Regions from separate parts of the Mus musculus genome. Here region 1 is linked to region 2. A link is a contact called in ENCODE Hi-C or POLR2A ChIA-PET data. All regions are on one chromosome and are shown on one strand. Each heading gives the region's core, a stretch centred on a gene start or an enhancer-like site at or near the end of the contact. The rest is flanking DNA. Distances are from core to core; before and after follow the strand shown. Region 1 overlaps Lpp (LIM domain containing preferred translocation partner in lipoma). Region 2 overlaps Lpp (LIM domain containing preferred translocation partner in lipoma).

Region 1 (6,139 bases), core at 2,739-5,238, 49 kb before region 2:
GCCACTTCCGGTTTTAATGTGGCCTTTGCTGTAAGCTAGAGCTCAGCCTTCTTATTTATGAAATGCGGCTGACTCGCACCCAGCACAATCTTCCCTGCCTGTGTAGACCGTGTGAGTGTGACAAGATGTGTATGAGTGTGTGACTGTGTGAGAATGTGTGTGCATATGTGTATCTAAGCGTGTACGTGTGAGTGTGTGCATGAGTGTATGTATGTGTGTGGATATGTATGTCTGAATGCATGAGCATGTGTGTGAGACTATACGTCTGTGAGTGTGTGTATGTGAGCAAATGTGTTTCTAAGAGTGAGAAGATGTGTTTGAGTGTGTGTGTAAGTATATGTGAGTGAGTGTGTGAGCATGTGTGTGTTTGTATATTTGAGTGTATGCATGTCTGAGCGTGTGACCGTGTCTATGAGTTTGTGAATATGAGTGTGTGTGTGTGTGTGTGTGTGTGTGAACATATGTGTCTGAGTGTGTGAGCATGTGTCTTTGAGTGTGTCTGAGTATATGTGTATATGAGTATAAGTGTATGTGTACGTGTGTGCATGTGTATGTGTGCGTGAGTTTGTGAGTGTTTGTGAGAGTGTGTGAGTGCATCCATGTGAGAGAGTGTGTGGGTGAGAGTGTGTGTGAGGGTGTGTGAGTATATGTATGTGTGAGTGTGTGTGTATGTGTGTGGGGGTCATGTGTGTGTGTGTGTGTGAGTGTATGAGTATGTGTGAGTGTATGTATCTGAGTGTGAGAGCGTGTGCATTTGAATGTGTGAGCCTACTGTATATGAATGTGTGAGTGTATGTGTGTGTGTGTGTGTGTGTGTGCATATAACTATGTGGACATGTATTTGTGAGTGTGTGGGATGTGTGTATGTGAGTGTGGGGACATATGTGCATATGAATGGGTGAGCATATGTGTATCTCAGTGTGTTGGTGTGTTTGAGTGCATGTGCATGTGTATAAGTGAATACACATGTGTATATGAGTGTATATAAGTGTGTGACTATGTGTGTATGTGAGTGTGTGTAGTAAGTATGTGAGAGGTTGTGTGTCTGTGTGTGTACACATGTCTCTTTAGTTTGGGATTCTTTAACAATGTAGCACACCGGCCCCTTTGTCCTTAGTGTATGTGCTTCCCTTGCTTAGGAGCCTCAAGAGGGCAGGACAAACAGACAGCAGAACAAACAGACAGCACACTTTTTTGGTCTCAGCACACAGTGCAGTACCTGCCAGCTTCTAATATTAATTGGCATTTCCTAAATGAAGAGGAATCATTTCGGTGGCAACTCTACATAATATTCAACTGCAACCAAACTATTGGTTTGTCATGAATCTATAAAGGATTTTAAATATTACCAGACCTTAAGAAAACTATATCCTAAATCTGGGGTAAAATAGTAGCCATTAAAAAGATGAAATAAGGCAGACAAACAGATGGATGGATGAATTATAAACACATACATACACAAATAATACACATATACATACATACATACATATACACACTCACACACACACATACGAACAGGGAGGGAGAGAAGCCCTATTTTTTTTCAAGTGCCAGGCATGGTAACAGGTAAAAGTCAAAGGAGTAATGACAGGACTGAGGCAGGAGGATCACTTTAGAACAGGAATTGAACACCCACGTGGGTAAGCCCCTGTCTAAGCAGGGAGGGGCTTGTAAGGAGAAGGAGAGAGGGCAGCAGGAAGGCAAGAGTGGGAAGGAGATGGGAGGACAGAGGGTAAGAGTATTATATATGTGCAAGAAATTCTCAAAAAGAATATTCATGATGTATATATGATCTTCTATGACACAAGGGCCACTGAGTACCCATTAGAGCTGCTCCTGGAGTCATCTAGTTCTGAGACCGGTACCCTCATTTCAGCCTATCCAACAAGTGATTACTTGAACTCCTAAGTCCTTCTCCCAGCTCATCACTAATTCTTAGAATCATTTCTTCATTCTTGACCCAGTCTCACTGCAGACATCCCCAAATCTTCCTTCTCTCATGCCCTGCCTGACTGTACGTTAGGACCTCTCTCTCCATACTGCCAAGAAGAGGACCTTGGATGGCTGGCCACACCTCACCAACCGCGCCTCTACCTTACCCCTGCAAGAGCAACTTTTCTTCCTTAGGACCACAGTTTCGCATCATAATCTCTCTACACTTGAATATGCAATGTTAAATGCAAATGTGTAGCAGCTGCTGCTCAGGTTTTTTTTTTTTTAAGGGTTTCTAGAGGCTGGACACATGGCTCAGTAGTTAAAAGCACTGGCTGCTCTTCCAGAGAACCTGAGTTTGATTCCCAGCATCAACCTGACAGCTCACAACCATCTGTAACTACAATTTCAGGGGATCTAGCGCCCTCTTCTGGCTTCTGCAGGCACCAAATACACAGCAGCACACAGGCAAACATGGAAGCAAAACAGTCATACGCAAAATTATCTTTTGTTTTTAAAGAAAAACAATGTACAAGACATATCATTTTAGTAAAAAAGTTCATGGCATTGAAAACTGTGGTTATTTATGCCTCACATAAATAAACTGTAAACATAGCCATACATGTGAGCACGTGCACACGTGCACATTTAGACACACTGGGGAAGAGAGAGAGTAGGAAGGAATGGGGGGGGGGCGAGGGTGCTAGAAAACTTTTTTCCAAAAATTTAACAACGATCATTAAAGCAGAATGTATTCAGGGGTAAATTTTATTTTCTACTTTGTATTTTCCTGCCCTGCTTCAAATTCACTATAGTGCTTAGAAATCATTCAAGTGATAAGACCATCTAGAAATAAAAGAGAACAAAATAAAATGCAAACTAGAAGAAAACAAAAGACTCCAGAGGAAAAAGCACACGTTTGCCCTCAGGGTGTGGCAGGGCATCTATGCTCCAAGTCTTACTGTCCATCCCAGACACCTCTAGGCTAAACATGGCACACTGGAAGGCGGTATCCTTTCTTTCTCTTCTTTTCCGGTGCTTGGAATTGACTCCAAGGTCTAAAGAGGCTCTGCCACTGAGCTGCAGCCCCACTAGGCAATGCTCTTTGAAATCTCTCCTGCCATTTGTAGCTTGGCTCAGCTAAGATCCATTACTATAAATGAGGATAATATAGGGACAGCTGTAGTCTTCCAGAACCTTCCCTCAAAGGAACAAAAGCCCTTGGAATCTCTTAGGATCCCAAACAGAAAAAGAGGGTAGAGCATGCCTTCCCAGCACCCACTGTCGGCCACACCCTGCCCGTCATAAGGTTACACACCAAATGCTACAGAAACGGTGTGTTGAACTCCAGTCGCGTTGATTTCATTGTTCTGTAGCTTTCTTCATATAGCTGCTGCTGGGGCACAGCTCAGGCACAAAAAGGACACCCAAGCCCTTTGAAATACTAGATATTTAATCACTATGCCACCACGAAATCCACTTTGGCACCAGAGCAATGGTGACAGTATGTGTTGTAGCTCAGTTTTTGTGCTGAGAATGAAAACAGTCTACCTATAGAACCAGCGACCATCTCTACCAGTTATTACTGACACACACCAGCACAGGATACCCCTACAATGCTACATCGATCAAACAAGCGCAGGCTTCATAGCTCTAACTAGAAGTGCTCACGGTGAGTTTTGTTTTCTTTTTGATTTCTAGTCAGCAATTATTGGATTTTCTACATGACATTTCATTGTTATCATATTTAAAAGAAAAGAAGAAGGTGGTGGCCCCATAGGAAGATATGCCAACAACCAGCACCTTGAAGAGACAGCATCTCTCTTCAAGCTGAAGCTGGGGCTGCCTCAGAGGCACGAGTGCAGGGAACAGGCTGTAACTAGGTCACTGGATTTTGCTTCCTCACAGTAGACCTTTTGCACATGCTCGCCGGAGCTTCCAAGAGCTCAGGAGGCTAACTCTGTACAACTGCTGCGATGGACTAAAAGTGATCCAGTTACTCATGGAATCCATGCTGGAATGAGTCCCATGTTCCTGGCACGGCAGAAGGTGCCAGAAGTAAGCAGAGGCTACCCCACCCTCCTGAAGTGGACAGTGGCAGACGCTCGAGGTACAATGTGATGAGTCCTAAATGTTCCCCCTCGGAGCAGTGTGTGGCTCTAGTGAAGGGAAGATTATTTCTCGCTGGGAAAATGACAGGTGGCTTCAGGACAGTGAGTGTTCCACCACCAGGAGGTACCGGAACAAGTCGGGATGGGACAGATCCAAGGCCAGGGTACAGCTCAGCTGGCTGGCACCCAGGGGCAATGAAGAATGACCTTAATTTTGGAGAGAACACACAGTGACAGGCGACGGACTTTGGGTATTTCCACAGCAGAAAGGCAGACTGTCACTGTATGCACTGGATGCGCCTAGGGAGCATGACAACTGAAGTGGATCTTTTGTAAATTCAAGTTGGTGCAGGAAGCAAAAGGGAGACACTACAAACAAATATCCCAGTCACTGTAAACAAGACATGGTATGCTCCGGAGTACAACTGTGGGGAATGACACTTCATGACTGGAAATGACATCCGGCCAGGGTTGCCAATCTGGTGTGGAGGTAAGTAGTGAAGAAGGGAAGATGACAAAGGCCACTGCTCTGTCTTCAGGTGGCTCTCACTGATACAGTCTGGATGGCCCACTCGATTCAACGTACACTCATGCCGTTCTTATACCATCCTCTCCACTGCCTTGGACACCTGAAAAGGGCTCAGTAAATAAACTCTCAGTAAGTAACATTGTGATATTGACTGGTTGCTGGTTTCAAAACATCAAAAAAAGGAATGAAAACAAGAAGCAGGTGTTCTCCTCCCTAAGGAGACAGGCAGAAGAAAGCTAAGACCCAGGGCCTCAACCCAGCCCATTCCAGTACCAACCTAAAAGGGGAAACCTAACCATGGTTATGAATCCAAAGCTCCCAGGTGATTTTACCATGCAGCCATGGGAGAGCGTGATGGCTAGGTGGAAGCACTGACCACTGAGCACGGGGATCACAGGAATATTCCAGAAAAGCCCGCTCTCTTGCAACATCTGTTTCCCTGGCTTTGCTTCAAGAATGAGCTTCTTGTAATGACAAGGTCGGGACTGGCTGGACCTCTCGGCAGACCCTTGAAAACACCAATCAAGGGTCTCTTCTTGCAAAGGGGGCCCAGGGCTAACCTTGTCATATTCTACTCATGACGGCAGAGGGAGAGGTGAACAAGCTGAGTCTCCAGCCCTTGGTGTTGGAGAACTGCAGTGGGTAATTAACACATTGATTTTGCAGTGAGCTAAGCAAACAGCAAATAAATACACTCTCCTATTCCAAGGGTCCTCTCAACCTCTCCAAGCCTCAGTTTCCACATCTGCAAAGTGGAAAATTACAGTGTATGTCTAACATGTTTTTTTCCAGTATATCCAAGATTAGCTATGATGTTAACATCACAGTGATTATGCAGCAAATAAATTAACATGAGGATATAAAATGCTCTACAAATTGTGTTCCATGACAAGATTATCTGCTGAAAACAAAGACTAGAAGTACATGCAGGAGACAAACAATGTATAGGTCATATATGTACATACGTGTGTACACACACACATCTGAAACAGGCAAGAGGATGAGAAGGTAGTGGATATGGAAGCCATTTATAGGTAAACTGGTCCAAGGACGCTGAGGACCTTCCCCAGTGGCACTGGCACCTCCCTAGACAAATAAAGATCTATTGCCACAAGGATTGATCCATCACCAAATGGCTTAATGTATTTACAGTATTCAGCCAAAGCCATGCCTAAAGTCCATCACCAAATGTCCTCATCTGAACTCCTCTAAGAATAACAGAAAGTTTCCTGATTAGAGTTCTGAGGGATAGAGCAACTCCGTCCCTTCAATTACTACATGTGAAATTCTTAAGTAGACTTTTTCTTAAAAGATTTATGGCCTGAGGTAAAGTGAAATAATTAAAATTTAAAATATTTCTTAATGGTCATTCTGTTTAATGTTACACATGAATTCATCAAGCAGTCCTATAACCATTATAATTATAATACAATCTAAGCTCATGAAAATATTGCCATTCGATTCATATTTCATAATCACTTGATGGCTTCAAAAGGATATACTGTTCTTCCCAGATTAACTGAAATTTAGTTACTCTAAATATATATGAACCACCAATTTCTTT
Region 2 (7,002 bases), core at 3,907-6,406:
ACCCACATGTCACTAACTGGACTTAGTGGATTATCACAGGGAAGTATTTGGGGCACAAAGGGAGATGGCGGAAGTAAATGGGGACCAGAGTGTACATGATCTTTCATTGTATACATGTATAAAATTCTCAGAGGTACTTTGTTTTTGTTTTAGGTTTTTTGAATGTTGTTTGTTTGTTTGTTTTAGTTTGAGAAACACACTCTGAGTCCCAAATTCTCTGAACAGCTTATCTTAAAGCTTGTCTTCAGAATCTCTGAGACTCGGGCCTTAGACTTCTGATGACAACCAAGATAGTCAAAGATGAGAAATGGAAAGGTTTGAGAAAAACTACTGTTTCAGACCATGGGAAGAGGGAAAGAATTAGTCTCTCTCCATAATCACACCAGCATCAAGGCAACAGCTGAGGGACCTGAGATGTCCTGGCTGTCCTCCGACCTCCAAGTGCTTAGTGTGCACAGGTGGGGTGACAAAAACCAGAACAGCCTGCACTACAAAACAAAAAGTGCTCACTGGTGCTTGAGCTCCTCCCTAGACAATGCAATGGGGACAATGCCTTGGGAAGGTTCTGTGACTATGTGGCCAGGAGAATTTTTCACTAGCCCACCGTTTCACTAAAGGTGGTCCCAGCAATTACCATAAACATCCAAATCACTTCAATAATGCATCTGGAATTCTTTCGGTGACAAGAGTTCTTTCCGTGTCTCCCCTGTTTAAATGCCTGTCAGATAAAACCACGGTGCCTACTGACATACCCTCTAACACGTATTTCAGCCAAAAGTCACATGCCACATTGTGACTCCACAGCATGTGCACTGAACTCCCTCCCCCATAGCAGGATGCAATTGAAGTCCTGCAATTAAGGGGGCATTTCAGGGGGAGGGGTCCTAAGCCAGCTCACCCGAGACCCTAGGCAAGTCACTTTCATTCTCTGAAACACAGGTTCTTTATCCATAAAATCAATCCATCCATCCGCATGCCTTCTTCACGTCACCCTGAAAAGCCTGTCAGAAATGAAACCAGGAGTCCTGCCAACACACACACACACACACACACACACATACACACACACACACACTCACACTCAGTTCCATCCCTAAGATTCCCTACCCAACCTTCAATGTCATGGAAGACTAGAAGACCTAACCAGAATGTCAGAAAACTATGCAGAGCTTAAACAAAAAAACAAAACAAAACAACAACAAAAAAAAAACACCACAGGGAAAAGCAACCATTCCACAGCCATCATCACAGACCAGCAAGTCATTCCCCAAGAACAAAGGCAGTCATAGTCACAGTACATGCACACTGTCAGCAAATTGCTGGTTTGACTGGCAATTAATAATCAACTCGAGATGCAGTAATATGAAGGGTGCAGTGTGCACCTGGCATGCTTCATGACCTAGATGGTCCACAAGGGAGTAGAGGGAACAACGTGCTTTCCTGGAGGACACTTGGAAGATCTTCTTCTCTGGTTAGAAAAGCACCTACTGCGACTACCTGGCCACCGCATGCTTGTTTAGCTATGGAGGTAATAATGCCATGGCAGGCCAGCATAGCCCCTGATTATTCTATAAAGAGCTAATACTGACTGCCTGGCTCTCCCAGAACTCCCGGATCCTATTCCAAGCTAAAGCCAGGGGTCACTAAAGCCAAGTTCTGGAAATCAGTTATCTGGGGCATTCATGAAAACACACTGCTGATGTCCATGGAATGAAGAGTGGGTCTGTGCTCTCACAGATTGCTCCACTATCTTATGTGATGTGGTTCCGAAAGGTGACAAAGTCCCAGTGTCTCCAGAACCTATCCTCAACCTTCTGTTCCCATAATAAGCAGACCACACTGCCATACAACCCACATTCTTAGGTGAAGTCTTGGCTTCTGTTGGACCCTCCATTCCCTACTCATACTCTGCATGCCCCTCAATGAACATTAGTAATTCTCATCAGGACTGGGGTTGCCTTTTAGAGAAAGTGAGTTATTTATTCACTGTGACTCCCGTATTAAAGGGCACCTAGCACCCTTGACCATGCCCTCTAAATACCAATGGTGACCCACCCTCTGGGGACTAAGACAACAGAATACTCCTGTGCATTCTCAAATCCCCAAAAAGAGATGGCACTGCTTCCAGCTCTGACTCCCAGGTCTACAGAGCACCTTCATTCCTAGCCCTTTAGAACGGTCCTTTTCCCTGAATGTGCCAACCTCCTGTGTAGAACATCAATCATGATCTTCCTGGACGATTCTTACTTCGCATTTGATTTATTCCCTGCCTGGTAGGGGCTCCCAAAGGAAGAATCCAGGCTGAATCTCTGCGTATTGCCAAGTAAGGCTCATGGTCAGGTTATAGTCAGTGTTTATTAAAAGCCTGAAAACAAATTATGTGTTCAAAAACCAAAAACCTGTGTGAGTGCATGGAGCCTAGAAAGAGACTAGAATGAACTGGAACATCACCAATGAACCACTCTCGTCAAAACTAAGGAAAACGCAAATCAAGAAACTGAATGTAGGTAAACAGCCTGCTCTTCTGGGATATTAAGCATATTAAGTTATATAAATAAACTTAAATAGTAGATATTATACTTAATTATATTGCTATGATATCTAGATGACTTATAAACATTAAGCATTTCAGGATAATAACTCTAGAGATTTCTAAATGAATGAGCTAGGGGCACATATATCCTCTCAGTTGGCTAAGGGGCCATTTTCCTGCCCTGAGGTATTGCAGCACTACAGAAGAGCATCCTGCTGCACGTGGCATTTCTGCCACTCTCTCAAAACTAGGCGATAAGGCTCCACCACTGAGAAGCTCTTGTGTGAGATAGTGACAGGACAGTGAATCCAAACCTTCCTGCTCCTCTTTCCATCCCCAAATGGCACTGTGCAAGGGAGGCGTCAAACAGCCTCTGCACAGGCAATGTCACGGCCAGATACCAGCTACAGGGATGGTGGGACAGCAAAGTGTCAGGCACCGCAACCGTGGCTTCCTAATCACATGTTCACTGTCCCTAGTCATGGCAATATAATCAGTTCAGACCCCACAGCTGCAGACACCACCTGCTGACTCCCACTCTTCTCATCTTTTCAACCATTTTGTTAGCACCTCGTGCTTTGAATTAATTCCTTCCACTTAAACTATACAGAATGCTTCTCCAAGTGTCACTTCTAATAGATACAGGAAGAAAAAAAAGAAAGAGCTGGTTCCTTGATCCATTCCTCTGTATCTCATGTGTCTCACTCTACGTCCTAAGATGTTTCCTATGCACAGGCAAAAATACCTCACTTGATTGCAATAAGCCAATAAATCTAGAACTCTCAAACTGATGTAACAGGTATAATAATCTAGTCAGTTACCCAACAAGCTTATGGTCAATGTAAACACCAAGCCACAGAAAACAAAGCCTGCTTATGGCAAAATTATTGACCTCTTCCTTAAAGGTTCTAGCTTGGACAGTTTTCCAGATTCACACCTCTTAGGCTTGCTTGCTGCACTCCTGGACCATCCAGCCTCACCCGGCGCCATGCTCAGGACTTGAGAAATGTTTGCTCCTTTCTCTTATCTTGGCCAAAAGATGAACGGTGCTTTGACCGGTGACCCCAGCAACATGTCCAGCACTTACAGAGTTTTGCCACTGCAGCAAGAGTTGAAGTCCCCTCCCCTGAAACATGGGTGAGTTTGAGTCTGCTCCAACCGATGGAGAAGAGAAACACAGCCTCTGACTAACAACTACTGGCTAACAACAGCATGTTGGTCAGGATTCACCCTCCCTCCTTCCTTCCCTCTATTTGCCTCTCCCTCCCTTCTTCCCTCCCTCCCTCCCATATCCCTGTCCCTTTCCTCCTTCCTTCAACCTTCCTTTTAAGGCCATCAAACTAAGTGCATGCTGCGAAGAAAATCTATCCTGGAGAACATATCCAGCCATCCTGACCTGTGACTGTCAGCATTGCGTGTCTCTAGTGCCCAACCTTTAATTCCTCCAGCCAAGACCACAGGCCTTGTAAAACAAAAGCTCTGGCCATGTAGGCAGATTTCTTCCTCCTTCTTTGTCCTGCCTAAATTCTTGACCCAGAAAACTCATGAGCATATGTGATTGTTATATGCCCTAAGTTTGCAGCCCTGACTATTCTTTCAGCTTCACCCATCCCTGCTCAGACCATTTCTTCCTACACTGATGAAGTCCATAGACGATCTTGTATGGAAATGGCTCCACTGCGTGGTTGGAAACAAGGTACAGGTTCTATCTGTTACTACAACTAGGGGACACAGCAGAGTTAATGGGGGAATTGAAGATAAACAGACACAGACCAAGAGCCTTGCTCAACTCTACATCTGCCTAGTGAGTCCACTGAGGACTATGGCCTCTGCGGGCCTCTGTGCTCTCATCTGTAAGAGGGCTGGCTGAGCATGATTAGGAAGGCTAACTGCTGAAGGGCTTGTGAGGATGAACTGAGAGCTACCCAGAAACTGCAGCCATCTCTGCAGCTATTGACTACCCAGCACTTCCTCCTTGCTAGTGTGACCTCATCCCCAACACAGCTCCACTGCCTGCCTGCTCAGCATGGAGCTCAAGGCCTCAGACATGACACGCAGGTCAGAAACACTCAATCCTGGCTAAAAAATAAGCAAAAACTCCTACCTAGCGCATCAAGACTGCAAGCTCCAGTGGCTAGGAGTGTACACCCTGGAATCTCTGGCACAGATTCAATTCCCAGCTCTGTCAGGTCTCGCTGGTGGCCTGAGCTCTCTGTGAATGTCTCTTTATATGCAGAACAGGGACAGAAATGACACTTTCCTCACAGAACCAATACAAACGAAGTAGCCACCACTTAGTCATGTCACCAAGTATGTCGGTGCATGAGCAATCCGAGACTCATTCAACTGTAAACCCTGGTGCCTGGTGTACAAGGTAAAGAGTCAGGATCCCAGCCCATCTCTCCAGCATTGTACCGAAGCCAATGCACTTCCCATGCTCCCCCACAAGCACATTTAATGGGAAATGTATCTCACTTGAACAGGGGAAAGCAGTCCAGACACACCAGGGCTGTACCTCTGGGCATAGCAAGATGATAAGGCCAATGTCAGAAACCCTGCTTTTCAGCACAGTCAGCTCCTGTGGGTAAAATTAGCTCAGCTCTGTTCCAGTGCCAACCGGAGCCCCAAGGCAAAACTCACCCCAGGCAAAGCACGACCTCACCTGACCCTCACTCTCAGGAAGGGGTCCCTCATGCACCTCATTAGGGACTGCAATGACTCACTAGGCTCTTTCCTGTCTCTGGCTGCTGAGTTCACCTCGCTGCTATCCAAAAGCGCAACTCCACAGGAGAACTAAAGACAAATGCAAGCAGCCATTTCGGCTTTCTTCCCTCCGAGGCAGCTCACAGCAAGGACTGAGAAGGCTGCTTGCAATGCCAGCTGTGTGCTGAGAAAGCTTCCTGAGTTGTATAACCCAGCTCACAGGCAAAGAGCGGGCACTTGCCCAAATAGACCCCTGAGGTGACTATCCTTAGCTTTCTACAAAAAGGACAGTGTTGACAGAAAGACAGGCCTCTGCAGTACCTCTGTACCCTACAGCACACAGCACAGTAGACTAGAAGACCGCTAGAATCTCCTCTGCACCCTGTCACCCCAGCCGAGCAAGGACCACCTCTTCTAGGACCCTCCCCATTCACACTGCTACCTGAGTAAATTCCACCCCACCACACCCGCACCCCTTACTCTAGAGCACTTAGTCAGGCACAAATGACTAAAGATACAGAAATGAGAAGAATGTCCCTTCCCCTCCAGGAAAAGCAGTGAAGTTCAACAGAGGCCCAAAAAGGAGGAAGCAGAGATAAGTAAGGTCAAAGGTCACAGGGGACCGTAGTCCCAAAGGGAATGAGCAGGCGACGGGGGCAATGTTTCAGAGGAGAAAATGCAAGTGTCAAGCCATAGAAGGTGACAGAGAATCCAGGTACATGCCTGAAGACACGGCTACCACCTGCTGACTCTCCCCTTTAATAGATGCAAAACATTTGGAATTTTACTCTGGGTGAAGAAATTAGAGACTTTGAAAAATAGAGGTAGGCCAGAACATGTTCCTGAGTCTATAATTCCACTCGTGAGGAACAGAGAACACAATCAAAAAGGGCAGGACCAGGAAAGAAGGCCAGCTGAGAATGCTAAGAGAAAGGCTGAGCTCGGGAGGGGCCCTAAAGGACGACAGGAAGGGAGGGTTGTGGAGTGGCTGCCACCATAGCTGACAATACAAGCTGAAGACAGGGCATCCTGCATCCCATGCCCCCACCCCTCCCCCCACCCCTTGTGTTCCGCTAGCAGTGACTTGCTTCCCACAGTGACAGTGACATACTGAGTCTCTTTAAAGACTTCCAAGTGCAATGTCCAAGAGGCAGTGACGTCATTCATACGTGGGCCTCCAGCTCACGAGTTCCAAACCAGAAAACCTCACGCACCCGGCAGGAACACAGATTCAAAGACAACCCAAGACAAAGTTCTGGAGCCCCTACCCCTCTGGCATGTGAGAAGGGCAGAAGCCAGCATGGAAATCTGGAAGAAAAGCTAAGGACATCAGACTGAGAGAGAGAATAATACAAAGGCCAGGAGAAACTATGCTGGCAAGTACTAGAGTTGGCATCACACAGTGGAGTGGAGCACCTCTCTCCAGACTGAAACAGGTTCGGACAAAAAGAAAGAAGAACATAGACACATGTGTAAAGATAAATAAAGAGGAGCTCAGAGACCAGCATCCCACAAAGACTCCATGTCTCCTCCCTGACTCTTTAGACTACCCTTGACCTCAGGGCACAGTGTGTACCACAGATCATCTTGTGTACTTCCTGGCCAGTCACATTTTTGAAAAGTAACAGAAATTAATTTTATTAGTGTATTCCATTTATTACAACACACCCAAATACCATTTCAAAGTAACAAAAACAAAATTTATTTACGTATACCTTTAATCCCAGCACTTGGGAGGCAGAGGCAGGCAGATTTCTGAATTAGAG

What was found. A loop is a pair of places that touch in the nucleus more often than their neighbours do. ChIA-PET counts read pairs that join two places held with the same protein, here RNA polymerase II (POLR2A).
Region 1: a map of heart shows a loop between it and region 2 (2.1-fold over the local background). The contact joins two enhancer-like sites. A Hi-C loop is called at or near these places in 1 of 37 maps with a recorded cell type or tissue (heart). POLR2A ChIA-PET finds 5 or more read pairs at or near these places in 2 of 5 experiments (Patski and embryonic stem cell).

Annotation. Positions count from the first base shown.
Region 1 is chr16:24,481,713-24,487,851 of GRCm38, reverse strand. The region is part of intron 3 of Lpp (LIM domain containing preferred translocation partner in lipoma); the gene reads right to left. Among named protein-coding and RNA genes, the nearest start is that of Gm24440, 78 kb to the right of the region's middle. Within about 2 kb of position 3,988, at least 2 of the 3 ENCODE cell types and tissues checked have a DNase peak (open chromatin) inside an H3K27ac peak, as active enhancers do; they include heart, where a contact is called at or near this core.
Region 2 is chr16:24,432,994-24,439,995 of GRCm38, reverse strand. The region is part of intron 1 of Lpp (LIM domain containing preferred translocation partner in lipoma); the gene reads right to left. Among named protein-coding and RNA genes, the nearest start is that of Gm24440, 30 kb to the right of the region's middle. Within about 2 kb of position 5,156, at least 2 of the 3 ENCODE cell types and tissues checked have a DNase peak (open chromatin) inside an H3K27ac peak, as active enhancers do; they include heart, where a contact is called at or near this core.